Linked DNA regions of Mus musculus: region 2 is linked to region 1. The links are chromatin loops, found by intact Hi-C in ENCODE. Cell type or tissue: heart. All regions are shown on one strand.

Region 1 (8,000 bases):
GCAGGTAACCTAGACACCCACTCTTAACCACACAGGAGCTCCTTCAGGAAGAGACACGGCAGAAACTGAACCTGAGCAGTCGGATCCGGCAGCTGGAGGAGGAGAAGAACAGCCTTCAGGAGCAGCAGGAGGAGGAGGAGGAGGCCAGGAAGAACCTGGAGAAGCAGGTGTTGGCTCTGCAGTCCCAGGTGTGTGTCATCTGGGGAGCAGCGGTGCCCTAGATGTATGCAGGGACAGTGCAGCCTGGCCACAGGGACTCTGTCTCTGCATGTGGGACAGTTAATTGGGTTGAACTAAATTAAGCTCGTTACATGGTTTTTCTTCCTTTGACCCAGTCAAACACTGATGTCCTCTTTATAACTTCACCACCTTACAGACAGAGCGTGGCTTCATGGGATGCCAATACAGCTGCCATTTTACAGCTTAGCTAAGGGTTCCTTCCACTCCAGGGCTTGTGTTAAAATCATCCCATGCTGGTTTATAATATTGGAAACAAGTGTTTATTCTTGAAATGCAAAAGTCAGACGAGTTGTTATCTGACCCTTGCCTCCTTACCCCAAACCCAGCTGGCTGACACCAAGAAGAAAGTGGACGATGACCTGGGGACAATCGAGAGTTTGGAGGAAGCCAAAAAGAAACTGCTCAAGGATGTGGAGGCGCTGAGCCAGCGGCTGGAGGAGAAGGTCCTGGCGTATGACAAGCTGGAGAAGACCAAGAACCGGCTGCAACAAGAACTGGATGACCTGACGGTGGACCTGGACCACCAGCGCCAGATCGTCTCCAACTTGGAGAAGAAACAGAAGAAGTTCGACCAGGTGAGGGGTTGCCTGTCCCCGGCCCTTAGGTTCCCCATCCTGACAAGGCTCACTTGGGTTTTGGGTTTGGTTTAAGACAACCTTTTCTTATTTAAATGCAATACATATTTATACAGTGTTCAGAATGCATAAAAAGGAAGTGTGTGGGGGACGCCTGTGAGTCCTGCACAGAGTTCTTAGGACGAGCAGTCTCGGGCTTGACAATGTCTCGTTTGGGAACATGTGTGTCTGTATAATGACATGCTGTGGACAGGACCCAAGTGTCAACCTAAAATTCATTCATGTTTCACATAAGCCTGTACTTACAGCCTGTACAACGTTTTGTGTTTTGACTGTGACCTATCCTATGAGGGCAGATTGGAATTTTCCAGTTGTGGCACTGTTGGCTCTCAGAGAGCCTTGGGGACATATGGATGGATGGTCAGCCTGCTGTGTTCTTAGACTCAGTGAGTGGCATTTTCACTGTGCTCTGCTCTCACACAGCTGTTGGCAGAAGAAAAGGGCATCTCTGCTCGCTATGCAGAAGAGCGGGACCGGGCTGAAGCTGAGGCCAGAGAGAAAGAAACCAAAGCGCTCTCCCTGGCGCGGGCCCTTGAGGAGGCCTTGGAGGCGAAGGAGGAATTCGAGAGGCAGAACAAGCAGCTTCGAGCAGACATGGAAGACCTGATGAGCTCTAAAGACGATGTGGGGAAGAACGTAAGTCACCTGTAGTTGCAAGGGACAGAAAGGGCCTGGGACACAGGCCCAGAGCAGAGCCAACTCGAGCCCTGTCCTGGAGGCAGATAGGGGCCAATCTGCTCTCATTCACCTGAGCCAAGATACATGTGGAAATCTGCAGGTATGTCCATGTGCCGTACACATGCCCAATGCCCTTGAGAGCAGAAGAGGGCATTGGATCCCTTGGAACTAGACTTACAGGTGTTTGTGAGCTGCCATGTGGGCTGCAAATTGAAACCAGGTCCTCCACAAGGGCACTCAGTGTTCTCTACCGCTGAGACAATCTCCCCAGACCCCATTTGTGGAATTCTTGCAGCAACCCTAGCAGGTAGCCAGATGTTGAACCTTACCCTGGCCCTTCCTGCCCCAGTTCATCCTGTCAGGCACCTCTCAACATGGGCATCTACAATATCAGTGGTTGCAAACCTAGATATTCCAAGATCCCCTGGAAAAAAGAGGTTTGTGGGAACTGAAGCACATTTCTTCCACTCCCCACCCAGCCTTCCCTGTGAGACCTGAGTGCTGGCCTTCAGGGTATGGGTAGTTGTCAGACTTGCAGTTTAGAGATTTCTGTGTGCTCTCACAGGCATGCCTTCTCCAGAGTCCCCATGCTAGTTCCTCACCCTGCACCCTCCCTTAGTATCTGACCAGCAGAGAGCTGCAGAGTAAATCCAGACCTGCAAATCAAAGATGACGTTCCCCTGGGCTCTTCTCCTAGCTTGCATTATTTTGGGGTTTTGAGACAGAGCTTCTCTGTGTAATAGCCCTGGCTGTCCTAGAACTCACTTTGTAGACCAGCCAGCGCTAGCCTTGAACTCATAGAGCCCACCAGCCTCTGCATCACCGTGCCCTGCTTCTCCTGTTGTTACCCCATGCACTTTGTAGCCAAGACCTGTTTTGTTGGTTTTGAGAAGTGTGGAAACAACCATAAAGAGGTGTGGTCTGCATGGATCCAAGCCATCTGACCATATCATAGGTGATGGAAGACCATCCTCATCCTGCCGGGCCTTCTGCGTACAGCTCCATGGCCAAGAAGAGCATAGCCAGGATAGATCCAACCATGTAAAAGTGAAGAGAAGACTGTAGTGGTTCTATAGTCATTTTCTCTAGTCATCAACATTCTCACACTCATGGTGACTGCTGAGTTACCAAACACTACTTAGCAAATGGACCTTCCTAAGTTCTGTGGCTTGCCCCTGCCAAGCTAACAGCACATAGGTCTGCTTCAGGAGGTCAGGCGGTTAGTTGGGATAGGAGGTAGAGGACCTCAGTACACTGCCAGTCTCAGAAGGCTCATCTTGGTGGAGACTGTGTTCAGAGAGAGGTCAGACCTCATGGCCAGGCCCTGCTTTTCAGACTGCCTCTGTGGCAGGCTGCTCGAGAGCCTTCCCATTGTGAGTGATCTCTTCTGAGGCTCACACAGCAGGCGCCGTGACTGTGCTTTAGCTTCAGAGCTCTGTCACGCGAGTCGGGTGATTAAAACACGTGTGACCACAGAACTGCGAGATTAGGTCACATCTCTGCTCACCAGCCCTGACGCTTCCTTGCCTTAGGTCCACGAGCTTGAGAAATCCAAGCGAGCCTTGGAGCAGCAGGTGGAGGAGATGCGGACCCAGCTGGAGGAGCTGGAGGACGAGCTGCAGGCCACTGAGGATGCCAAGCTCCGCCTGGAAGTCAACATGCAGGCCATGAAGGCCCAGTTTGAGAGGGACCTGCAAACCCGAGATGAGCAGAATGAAGAAAAGAAGCGGCTGCTGCTTAAGCAGGTGGGTGGAGGGAGGCTCTGCCGTGCCCTGGGAAGCACTAGCAGGAGGAAAGGCTGAGTCTGGCAGTAAGGGGTTTAGATAGTCTCTCTCCAACATCACTGCTGCCTAGCCAGGCTGTCTGTCCATCAAAGGGAAGCCATGAGAGCACTCAGGGTCTAAGAATAGGGACCCACCTGCCCAGCAGATGGGGGGACACTGCAGATTCCCATCACTCAGATGTCATGGCCTCCTTAAGTCACCCACCCTTAAAGGGCTCCTTAGAAGAGAAAGAAAAGGGTTGATAGTTAATTTTGTGAGTGTATGTTTGGTTGGTTGATTGGTTTCTTCTCTATGTACTCAAACTCAGAGTTTAATTCCAAGTGCCTGGCTTATATTACATTTTTTAAACCTAAAAAGAATCTCACGATTGGTCTGGAGAGATGGCTCAGTGGTTCAGAGCACTGGCTGCTCTTTCAGAGGTCGTGAGTTCAGTTTCCAGCCCACATGGTGGCTCACAGCCATCTCTAATGGGATCTGATGCCCTCTTCTGGCCTTCAGCTAGGCATGCATGTCATATTAAATATAGACAGAACGCTCAAAATATTTAAATAAATAGATCTTAAGGAAATTTGTGGTTGATGTTTCTGAGGTATGTGTGTGTGTGTGTGTGTGTGTGTGTGTGTGTGTGTGTGTGTGTGTGCGTGTGCTTTGAAAGTGATTTTGGATACTTTGAGTGTCCCTTGGAGTTCATGGAAACCAGTCTTGATTTATATTTAATTTTATTTTACTACTTTTGTTTCACTAACATTAACTTGATTCATTCTTTATTGTTGACTAACTTACGCCAAACGTAGTGAGTTAAAGCCACATTTCTGGCGTCCCGTTTCTGTGGGGTGGCCTGGGTTGGGCTGGAGGAGGTGACGCATGCGCTCACCCTCCCAGCATGGACAGGAACCTCAGCACTTGTTAGCAGCCTGGCTGAAGGCTGCTCGCATGCCCTGTGGAGGCCACCTGCCCAAGAGCAAAAGGCCCAGGGAAGCCAGCGAGAGCTGTGCCTTTACAGTTCATCCCTCTCGTCCTCTTCTCTAGAAGTGAGTCCCAAGTTCAGCCCACACACAGGACCTCTTCAAGGACAATTTTCCAAGAACTGATAGATGTATTTAAAGCACACTGAAGAACCTCAGGGCAGTTTCCATACCTAAAGAGCCTCCTTATCCCAAGCGCAGCAGAGCCAGATCTGCAGCATACAGTCAGGTGCGGAGACTCACCACAGTGGAAGCAACCATCTGTCCCTTCCTCCTCCTGGTCGTCTGCAGGAGCAGGTGCAACAGATCCATGGTCTCCCCTTGGAGAAGACCCCCCCTTAGGCTTCTTGGTGTCACTCAAAGAGCACCTCCCTTCCCACTTTGCCAGTTCATGACAAGTGATCTATCTGCTCAGAGCCCCCACTGCAAGATCACCTAGGGCACCTACATACATGGGAGTTTTTCCTGGATGAATGGAAATGCAGGACAGACCAGGAAGCTCACGGCACAGCTCCCAGTCTGGACAGTTTTAGTTCATTGTTAGTACAGGCATTAGGGTTGGACTGAAATGATAAACACACACACACACACACCCGCTTCTCCTCTCCCACCCACCCCCTCTGCCTCACACAAGGGTACAAGTAACCAGGACTGTGCCATCCTGTCCTGTGGTACAGCTAAAGCGTCAAGAACACCCCAGAATGAGTGGCCATGGGGGATGGGGTGTGTTGCTCTACCCCAGCTCACGTTTGTCTGTGTATCTTCCTCTCCTCCTGTGTGCTGTGTGCTCTAAAGCTTTCCTGTGGCCTCAGCTGCTAGCTTCCCTTTGCTGGTCTATCAAGTGGGGCTTCTGCCTGGTCTGAAGCCCAAAACCTGAGCGAGCCTAGCTCTGCAGCATGGATCCCAGACACATAAGTCAGGCCTAGCTCCCTCGCTCCAGGACACGGTTAGGGTTAGGGTTGAGCCTGTTCCCCTGGCCTCTGGACTGCTGCCCTGTGCTCCAGGCGTCTTTCCTGTTTGTTAAATCATTATCCTCTGCTTCCTATCTTTCTGACTCAGTCACCTGGACTGTGAGCCTAAGGTCTTCCCTCTTGGGTCCCCTAGTGCTACCAGCAGGCGTGGCCTCTCCCATGGGGTGGTTTCCAAGACCTTCTGAACTAAGCCCAGACCTGCTAATAAGACATAGGGACTTGTTGGTAACAGGGACCTCTGCAAAGTGACAAGCTCCCCTAGCCAAAGTATCAAGAGCCCAGGATAACGTAATCCAACACTGTCCTTCAGGTGCGGGAGCTCGAGGCAGAGCTGGAGGATGAGCGGAAACAGCGGGCACTGGCTGTGGCGTCAAAGAAGAAGATGGAGATAGACCTGAAGGACCTGGAGGCTCAGATCGAGGCTGCGAACAAAGCCCGGGATGAAGTGATCAAGCAGCTTCGCAAACTTCAGGTAGGGATGGCAGGCTTACCTTGGTGGGACAGGCCACATAGCCTTACTGGAACCAAGATGAAACTGAAGCTGGAAGACCATGCAGCACCCAACTGTCACCTTGTCACCGAGCCACTGTCATGATGAGGACCAGAGCAGCTGTCCCCTAGGTTACTGGGTTTTCTTTTGAGTCAGAGCTGGGGATGGTGGCCAGGAGGAGTGTCCTTGCTGGAATCTGGTCCTGTGCCCCTAAATGCCCTTAGCAACAACTTCACTGTCTAGCTCTGTCTCCAAAGGGAAGTGGTGTCCCTTTCCTCCTGCACTGCTGGGAATGTAATTTTCAGACAGCTGCAAGCATCACTCTTGCTACCTGGATGATACAGTTCTATAGCCTCGCTGAGAAGAGGAGCGGTATGCATGATAAAGTACGGTGTGGGCTGACCCTGCTCTTCCTGGCTGGGTGTAGGCACTGATGGGAAAGGAAAGAGGTGTAAACTGTGACCAAAACTTCAGAAAAATCTTTCCTTTAACTTCATAATTCTACATCTTCATGCATCCATTCAACATCTTAGCCAAGGCAGGACTGTGCATGAACAGCCCCAGGATGAAGGAGATGGCAGTGGTGATTTGCTCAGAGCTGCACACATGCACAGCCGCAGGGTTAGGAGCAGAGGGTCCACTTTTGTGTGCTCTCTAAAGCTGGCGATGGCTGACCTTAGAAGAGCACTTGCTGCTCTTGCCCAGGACCAACCCAGGTTGGGTCCCAGCACCCACTGCATGGTGGCTCTCGTGCTGCCCTCTACTGGCCTCCGTGGGTACTGCATTCGTGGTGCATCGGCATACAAACTGGCTAAACACACACACACATACAAAATTTTAAATTTTTGAAGCTGAATTCAAACTTTTATTTTGACTTGATAATTACAAAAAATATTACTCATTACAAAAATATAATGCTGAATGTGTTTAATAGCTGTTTATCAGATATTCCCAGGTCACAGAATCTGTGTCCTTTTGCTTTGGGATGCTTATCCTGAGTTGGACTCTCAGCTCTAATCACACTCTCCGTCCTCCTCAGTCATGCTCTAGCTCGTTTCTCCAGTGCCTGTCACTGAAGCTGGAGTTCAGATGCAGCCAGGAGATGTCTGGCCAGCAGGCCACAGAGATCCTCCTGTCTGTTCCCCAGCCCGGGGACTCCAGGCTCAGCCAGCTTTTGTGGGTGCTGGGAATCCAAACTTTACCTTCATGTTTGTGTAGCAGCGACTCTCACAGCTCGCCTCTCGCCCTTTGAACTTCAGGATTAAGTAGAGACTGAGGTTGGACATCCCTATTTGATGATCTGTCTGTCGGGGGAAACATACATTAAAGCTTCATTTTCTTCATAGCTGGTTGAATTTTTATAATGAAAAGGTGATTATATCAGATGCCACTACTGTAGCTAACTAAGTGATACAGTTGTGTGAATGCATTTGTGCAATTCTGAGAATAAACGTCACTCCCTGAAAGGCCTTTCTTATTTAACCTCAGGCACAGATGAAGGATTACCAGCGTGAACTAGAAGAGGCTCGAGCATCTAGAGATGAGATTTTTGCTCAATCCAAAGAAAGTGAAAAGAAACTGAAGAGTCTAGAAGCAGAAATTCTTCAGCTGCAAGAGGTATCTTTGCTTTGTCCTTAGAGTCGCTCTGAGACTACAGGAAATGTGTTTTATGGCCTTGATGGTGTGATTTCAGTTCAGCACCCCTGCTAGCGAGCGAGCGCTCTGTTGCTTGCTTGTGCATATTCTTTTACCTGGCTAACGGCACAACAGCTCATTAGTAAGACAGCCTTCTAGAATGCTCCCCTGAGGGAAAGGGGTGGGATGGGTGAGGCCTGCCCAGGGAGGGATGTTGTCTCACACAGGAGTGCTGTCCCCTTACAGAAAGAGCGGCAGGTTCCGTTGAATTCTGGAGCGGAACATCTTAAAACAAGCACTTTTCACTCATCCTTTACGAAGGTCTCCATCATACGTAGCAGGCAGGACAGAATCCTACCCAAGTAATAAGGCACCTAGAGTGCATTTCTCTCTATACATTTTCCAGATTTTCTCAAAAGATAATGACCTGAAATGTTGGCTGGACAACAGTTGCCATGAGAACTCACCAGCACAGGCTACAGCCGCTGCTGAGACCCTGTCAGTCCGGGAGAGGCTGAGAAATGAAAACTGGACCAGACATGGAGCCGAGCCCAGGCTTAGCCTGAGTGCCAGCTTTTAGTCCTTTCATATTTTCTATTTTA
Region 2 (8,000 bases), 220 kb before region 1:
ATGTGGGTATATATCTGGTTGTGGCTTGCGTGCTGTTTTTTTTTTTTTTTTTTAAAGATTTATTTATTCATTATATGTAAGTACATTGTAGCTGTCTTCAGACACTCCAGAAGAGGGAGTCAGATCCTGTTACGGATGGTTGTGAGCCACCATGTGGTTGCTGGGATTTGAACTCCTGACCTTTGGAAGAGCAGTCAGGTGCTCTTACCCACTGAGCCATCTCACCAGCCCTTGCGTGCTGTTTTGAGCCAATAAAGGCAGAAGACATGTTTCTCCCTTGCGAGACCCCAGTAAATGATGAAGAGTAAGCGCCACAGTCCCTGTAGTTACCATATTTGCTGTGCTATTCATTACATAAAGATGGCCTTTGTTCAGGATGCCTCTGAGTCTCTTATATTTCTACTCCTTAGATGAGACTTCTTTCAGATCAGACAGGAGAGGCCAAAACTCTTCAGAGTCAATCAGGTCCACTCTTGTGTAAAAAGACGGAGAGTTGGTCACCTTTTACAGGTCACCGCAGCACTGCACAGAAATGTTTAATGAGTGCATGATCACCTATGAAACACAACACCGGGATAAATAGAGGTTTGGCTGTATCTACATTGTCTAAGCAGTTGATAATCGAACAGATTCACTATTAGCATCATAATGAAAACAAGGAACATGTTTTTGCAGTGAGGTATCACCTCACACCCACCATAGTGGCTGAGATGAAGGGGAAAAAAGCAGAGATGTCAAGTTTTCACAAGGATGAGGAGAGATTTTTCTGTCACCAGGCATGGAGATGTAAAATGATCGGAATACAGTATGGTGGATCCCCAGATGTGAACCAAAGAGCTATGCCAGACATGGTGGCACACACCTTTAATCCCAGCACTTGGGAAGCAGAGGCAGGTGGATCTCTGAGTTCGAGGCCAACCTAGTCTACAGAGTGAGTTCCAGGACAGTCAGGGCTACACAGAGAAACCCTGTCTTGGAGAGACAGAGAGAGAGAGAGAGAGAGAGAGAGAGAGAGAGAGAGAGAGAGAGAGAGAGAGAGAGAGAGAGAGAGAGAGAGAAAACACCAAAAGAAAAAATATATATAGTTCTTATGAAAAAAAAATGAAACAATACAAGACACTTTTAGAAAAACGATACGGAGAGTATATTTTTTTAAAAGTTCCAAACGGCTTCCCCACCCCAAGTCATTCTTGTCTCCAGAGCTCCGCGGACAACCTTCCCCAGCCTGGCCTCCGGCACACGCATGCGCACACGCTGCATCCTATTAGACATGCCGTGCTGCAGCTCGCTTCTGTCACTCCATTTGTCCCCATACTTCTCCCACGTCTGTGCATACAAATCAGCTTCATGCTTTCTGTAAGTTGCATAGCATCGCATTAAATTCAAATCACTGGAATTAACCATCCCCTTGAATCTTCATAGTATGTGATCACAGCATCTGCCATTGTGTTAAAAAGAAAACAGAAAAGAAAAGAAAAATTAAATTTTTTTTTGTCATTTTCACACTAGCTACAGCATTCAAAACAATGTGAAGTGATTGTGGTGACAGTGAAGAGATTGTCGAATCTCTAAGTTTAGCAAGAATATCTTTGACACAAATGTTAATATCATCTCTTGGGTTCAGACTCTTTTATCTATCACAATTCAATTCTTCCCTTGAGAATTTCAATAGAATTACTTTTATTAATAGATTTCCTAATATTTAAGGATTTTTGCATGCAGGTCCTGGTTATTCTATTCAAATTTCTCTTTTGAGTCAGAGGTCCCAGCAAATGTATTTTGAGAGCTGCACTCTGGAAGGGTCTTAGAGATGTGGCCACCATGTGGAAGACACTCTCCCAGGAGAGGCGGGAGACTGTGTGAACTAAATTAAATTTGCTAATGCGGCTGCTAGGATCCCTGCATAGGAGATATGGTTGGCCTATTTTCTTCCTTTGTCTGCCATTGGGCTTCTTCTTAAGCGTTGCTCTCCGCTTACCTTCAAACACCCTTTCAGGCCTCAGAAAAGGGAAGGCACAGATTGTTTGTATGCTTTTCAAAGTTATTTAATTTTTCTCGGAAACGCAGCAAAATGGTAGCCAGCTTGAAGCTGTCAGAGGTGAAGGAGTTTTGGCAGTGGAGCCTCTTTGTGTTTTCTTGTTCCCTTCAGCAGTGATCTGGCCGGTCTAGGCAAGTACAGTGGAGAACAAGATCCAAGGGGTTTGGACCCTTAGTCACTGCTGGAAGGGGCATCTCCCAGGACACCTGGGAGCTTGTATACCCAGTGCTGTTCCAGGATAACACATTCAAGCAGTGGTTCTCAACCTTCCTAATGCTTCGACCCTTTAATATAATCCCTTATGCTGTGTTGGCTCACAACCATAAAATCATTTTTGTTGCTAACTGTAATGTTGCTACTGTTATGAGTCATAATGTAAATATCTGATATGCAGGATGGTCTTAGGGGACCCCCTAATGAAAGAGCTGCTCAACCCCCTACAGGGTCATGACCCATAGGTTGAGAACCGCTGCTTTCAGGATATTAACCTATATCTTTTATTTTCTGCTGTTTTTTTCTCCCCTTTTCCTATAAGTGTTGTGGGTCAAAGCCAGACTCCTGTGTGTGTTAGGCAATCCCTGTACCCCAAGGATGTGTATCCCAGACCTCCCTTCCTTCTTTGAAGCAGATAACAGTCTCAGAAGATAACGAAACGGGACAGAAAGCAAAACATCCCTATTGGCTTCCAGCATCCAAAACCCATTCCATCATTAACTTAAACGGAATAAATTTTACCTCGGAGGCAAACAGCAAGGCAAAGGAGGGCTGTGGGCGGTGGTAAGGAGAAGACCAGGAATAAAGATGAAGGTGGAGAGAAGTTCTGTAAGACAGTGTGCAGGTCACAGAGGAAGAACGGAGCTGAGAGTACAAGACTGGCTCCCTAATGCCTGGAAAGACAGTAACTACCCCATCCCACCCCCACCCCCTGCCAGCCCTCCAAGATAATAGTCAGTGACTGGAATCTAGACTGACTCACATAAGGTACCATGGGAAACAACATAAAGAGCTTTGAATTCTTCCCAAGGGGCTGAACGGGAAGGAGAGGTGTCTCAAGTTCTGTGTGGACCACCCAGGCCCTGACTCAGTGATTTGACTGACAGGCAAGCACGGACGTGTCTTAGGTGCCAGAATAACAGGTGATTCCAGGAGCAGATGACTCTACTTCTTTAAGGGCAGCAGCATCACTTGGCCCCTCCAAACCGAGCTATCACGTGAGGTAAGAAGTGGAGGGCATAGAGACATCCCTAATGGATGGTGTCAAACTGTCCTAGTTAGGGTTTTTACTGATGTGAACAGACACCATGGCCAAGGCAACTCTCCTAAGGACATTTCATTGGGGCTGGTTCACAGGTTCAGAGGTTCAGTCCAGCATCATCAAGGCAGGGGCATGGCAGAGCCCAGGCAGGCAAGGTGCAGGAGGAGCTGAGAGTTCTACATCTTCATCTGCAGGCTGCTAGAAGACTGGCTTCCAGGTAGCTAGGACAAGGGTATTAAAGCCCATGTCCAAGGTGACACACCTACTCCAATAAGGTCACACTTCCTAATAGTGACACTTTCTACCCCAAGCATATACAAACCATCACACAAATTAACTGGATAAAGAACACACACACACACCTTTTGTGAAACTTAGAAATAATTTGCCTTATTGTCATTTTGCTGGGTCTATATCTGGAGTTGGGATTAGGGATTTACGGTGGGCTGGGGGTGATGAGGGGATAGATGGGTGAGATCAGAGTGGGTGGGCTTTTTTCTGTACCTTGAGGAGAGACCAAAGGTGAAACACGAGCAGGACACTCTCTTCCTCACAACAGGGATTTGGAGAGCTAGAGGAAGCAGCATGCCAGGTGACCCACAATTTAGCCTGCAAGCTCTGTCCTTGGCTCCAGCCAGAGACCCCCAGCAATCCTACCTCAGCCCGCTGGGAGGAAGGGCAGGGAGGGGTCAGCACCCAGGGCCTAGTGCCAGCAGAGGTCACTATAGTGCTGTTTCACCCAGGGACCCAACCGTACACAGCTTTAACCTCAAGTCAAATAAGTATTTAAATATGCATGTGTCCTCTGGAATGGAGGAAGGCAGCCATAAGAGGTAAACCATTTAAACAAGGGACCTATTCCATTACCCACCACACCTGCACTTATAGCTCAAAAGAGTATTTTATCTGTACTTAATAAACTCCGTCTTATAATAAAGGGACCTTGCCTTGCCTTGGTCCCTTTCCAAGCGGCCAGGAGCTGTATGCCCCTACATCTCTTTGGCCCACTACTTTGTTCTAATGCGTCTCATCATTTCCCCACTTTTCACACTTCTCTGTCCACCTCTCCCTGTCCCTGGTCGTCTCTCTGCTGCTTTTGCTCTTTACCATCCATCTGCCACCCAATCTCGTCTTCCCCCTCACCTAACCCTAGGAAAGAGGTGCCCGGGAGTCAGCTTCACAGATCGGACTCCTCTGTCAGGCTTTCATTCTCTGTGGCAAATGGTCATACCCTGCCTCCCTACCCGGTAAAGGAGCAACTGGTAACGTAATCAGAGTTCCTGAAAGGTGCCCTCGGGAACAGAGAGGCCACCTCAAGTGAGTGAGGTTAGCCGGGCAGTGGTGATATACACCTTTCCTCACAGCACTCAGGCAGCAGAGGCAGGCAGATTTCTGAGTCCAAGGCCAGCCTGGTCTACAGAGTGATTTCCAGGACAGCCAGGATTACACAAAGAAACCCTATCTTGAAAACAAAACAAAGAGAGAGGTGGGTGGGGAGTTAGTGGGTTCATAGGTTAGAGGGCAAACCGTGGGTGCCTCAGAACCAGGCAGCTTGTTGCTAGGTAACCAGATCTCCTATCACCGCAAGAGCACAACATACTAAAGCAGCCTCTAGCTGGTTTCTGCTGTGTCTCTCAGCTACCCACTCTCTGTGGGACTTTGAAAGCAGCAGGAGGAGAGGAGACCGAGAATCCAGCCACTAACCCCTGAGTGCCCTGTGGCACTGTCACTCACCATTTCACTTTGAAAAGTAGGCCACCGGGGCTGTTAGGTAGCTGCCACCATGAGTTTGGGCATGATGGAAGAGGAGGACTTGGCCGAATACTTCCGGCTACAGTATGGGGAGCGGCTGCTTCAACTGCTGCAGTAAGTGCTTGGTATATAGCCTGTCTGTCTCGCCTCTGAGCTTGGGACCACTCTTACCCTCATGATGATGCTCTGCTGCCAGGTCTTTCCTCTCCTACAGCCCAGTGCTCCTAATTGCCTTACCCCATGACCCAACTCCACCCTGACTCTGGGCCCCCATCACTCAATCGCCCCCAAAAAGCCCTCGTAGATCTCTCTCTTCTCACACAGCTCCTTTCATTAAGGTGAGAGTGGAGACCTCTTTTCCTTCCCATGGGCATCCATCTCTGAGGTGCTCCCTACCCGATCCTGCTCCTGCCTCTCAGAGGGTCCTGTTCCCTTTTCGTTGTTCTCGGGCAGGAAGTTCCCAAATGTTGAGGAGCAGTCAGACTCCCCATCTATCCAGCTCCTGGAGAAGAAGAAAGAGGCCAAGATCATGCAGGAGGCCATGGAACATAAGAAGGAGGTGAGGTGGGGAGTTGGGGGTGATAAGGGTAGGGGTTCAGGGTAGGGAATGGATTGGCTGAGGCTCGAGGTTAATGGATGGTGGGCCCTCGCTTTGGGGGTAGGGTGGCTACAACTGGTTCTGGACTCTTTCCTCCACAAAGAACAGAAAGGGTCTGAGTCTTGGGGGAACTAGGGTCATGGGATACTATACTAGGATCTCTGTACAGGATAGAGAGTGCAAACTACAAGTCCTTCTGTAACTACGTTTCATTTGAAGAGTTGGGGATTTAACTCCTAGCGACTTCTTTTCCACTGAGCTACATCATCAGCGTTCCAAGAGCCCCCCAGGCTAAAGGATAAAAAAACACTTTGGGCAAATGATGTTAGACTCTTTCTGAGAGCCCATGTCAGGTGGCTGGCTCTCTGACTTTCACCTTCTCACATGCCCTACAGGCATTCCAACGGAGAATGGAAACGCTGAACTTGCGCTGGGAAGAACTAGGTATTAAGGAAGAGCAGCTGAAGGCCCATATCCAGAAGTTCGAGCAATTCATCCAGGTATGAAGTGGGGTGACCTGCAGAAGGCAGAGACTTTACACTGCACTGGGCCAGGTGGTTCTTCCCCTCTACTTGACTTTGTGGGCTCCCCACGCTCCCGACCTCCGGGATTAAAGGTGTCTTCCCTGGTCCAGGAGTGCCTGATCTTTCCCAGGCATCTTCTATATTCTATCTACCTCTATCTGAGATGTCCCGTTTACCTGCCAGTCTCTTCTCTCTACTTGACCCTTTCCTGTTTCCTTGCCAGTACCCAGGTGGCTGGGTGGACGAGTGGATCTGATGGATACAGAAGTGAGTCAGGGGCTTGGTCACTCCCTCACTGTATCCCTCCCTCTTTGTCCTTGCATTGAAAGCAAGGGACAGATGAAGGCAGGAAACCATTGCAATGAAGGACCATGAAACAAAAAGACTAGTAAGAGACTCAAGAATCTTGACCTTGGGTTAGGGAGTTAAGCAATGCCCCCTTTCTTCCTTCTAAGATCTCAGTGATCTGGAGGAACCAATGAGTACAAATGGGTAGTGATAAGCAGGAGCAAGAATGTGTGCGAAAGTGTGCTAAAGCAGCCACACTGGAAGATTTGTACAGCGCGGATGATGGCTTCCATGCTTACATAGATGTCGCCTCTCCCCTAGTTCTTCCCCACCTATAGGGAAGCTGGAGCTGAACTCTATTCCATTAACTTGAAGGGTTCTGACAAAGGGCCCAGTGGTGTGGCGCCTCCAGCCCTGGGACCCACCTCAGAATTCTCCACCACCTTCTCCAGGTACTTGTTCTCCAGGTACACTCTAACGCCTCCCAGAGACACTAGGGACACACGCAACTAAGGCACACTTGCATCCAACTGGTTGGAAGGAGTGGCTGAGGACTCAAGTGAGGGTCCCCTGGTCCTTCCCCACCCCTTACAATGAGGGAGCACCAACAGTCAGCCAGCCCAGCTGTGATGGATCTTCTGTGGCTGGGCCCTAGAGATGACAGCAGTTTGGCTCAGAGGATGGCCCTCTTCATCAGTACTTAGAGGAATGATTTGAGCTGGCAAGATGGCTCCGTAGGTGAAAGCACTTACCGCCAATGCTGAGAGCCTGAGCTAGACCCCCTGGGACGTACTTGCATGTTAGAAAAAAAAGAGAATTGACTCCCCCCGAGTTTTCCTCTGATCTCTGGGCGTGCACTGAAGCATGTTCACAGGCATACACGTGCATACACAAAAATAAATAACAATGTAAACAAAACAAAAGCCTCACTCAGACTTGTTGGCCAGCAATGCTCCAGGACCAGCAGTAGAGAAGTCCTGAGGAGTTGGGAGCTGTTGCAAGGAGGGCTCACTGCTGCCCTCTCCTGGAGGAACCCTACTTGTAAGGTCCCTCATTCTATGCACAACTGGGCAGAGCAGGGATGTCAGTGTTCTGAGATACAGTCCTCCTGGACCAGAGCAAAGTTGATGGAGTATTGAAGAGGACAGGAAGTCTGAGAGTGAAGGACTCTCCAAATGACTTCCAGGAAGTCAGAAGCTGTGGAATCTCATGGTACTCTTCACAAATACAGACGCTGGTAACTTCTTCCTTCTTCTGCCTCTAGCAGGTCTCAGGTTGAGACCAGACACCTATAGGTGTTTAAAAACTTTCTAGGTGATTCATATATGACTGATTTGGGATTCCCCGGGCCTCTCTGGTGCTTTGGAGCAGGGCACATATCTGGTGCGTCTCTCCATCCCCCCTAAATGTCCCCACTATCCTTGTTCATCCATGAGGAATCATGGGGGCCCATGACAGGAGAAAAGAGACACCTGGTGACACCTGGTCAAGTGCAAGGGGTTGACTTGCACTGGTCCTGATGCTGCAGAAAGAAGAGGCAGGGTC

The links. Hi-C counts contacts between places; a loop is a spot of excess contacts. Peaks named below come from ENCODE experiments on the same cell type or tissue, not always from the same donor. Only the 100,000 strongest peaks of a DNase experiment are listed, where the experiment ranks them.
Region 2: a loop joins it to region 1, with 4 times the contacts of the local background. A loop is called at or near these places in 11 of 42 quality-filtered maps.

Annotation. Positions count from the first base shown.
Region 1 is chr11:68,801,542-68,809,541 of GRCm38, forward strand. It overlaps Myh10 (myosin, heavy polypeptide 10, non-muscle), which reads left to right. Exons shown (of 41, transcript NM_175260.2): 30 at 36-188; 31 at 567-815; 32 at 1,299-1,511; 33 at 3,086-3,298; 34 at 5,584-5,745; 35 at 7,252-7,380. Among named protein-coding and RNA genes, the nearest start is that of Ndel1, 48 kb to the right of the region's middle. In heart, a CTCF peak has its summit at 3,819 (motif pointing left); no DNase peak of the experiment used is centred here.
Region 2 is chr11:68,582,139-68,590,138 of GRCm38, forward strand. It overlaps Ccdc42 (coiled-coil domain containing 42), which reads left to right and starts at 4,899. Exons shown (of 7, transcript NM_177779.3): 1 at 4,899-5,159; 2 at 5,499-5,604; 3 at 6,039-6,143. The coding sequence starts at 5,077. It overlaps Ccdc42os (coiled-coil domain containing 42, opposite strand), which reads right to left and starts at 4,819. Exons shown (of 2, transcript NR_155283.1): 1 at 3,798-4,819; 2 at 1,126-1,438. In heart, CTCF peaks have their summits at 4,000 (motif pointing right) and 7,477 (motif pointing left); DNase peaks (open chromatin) are centred at 2,153 and 7,463; H3K27ac peaks cover 2,081 bases.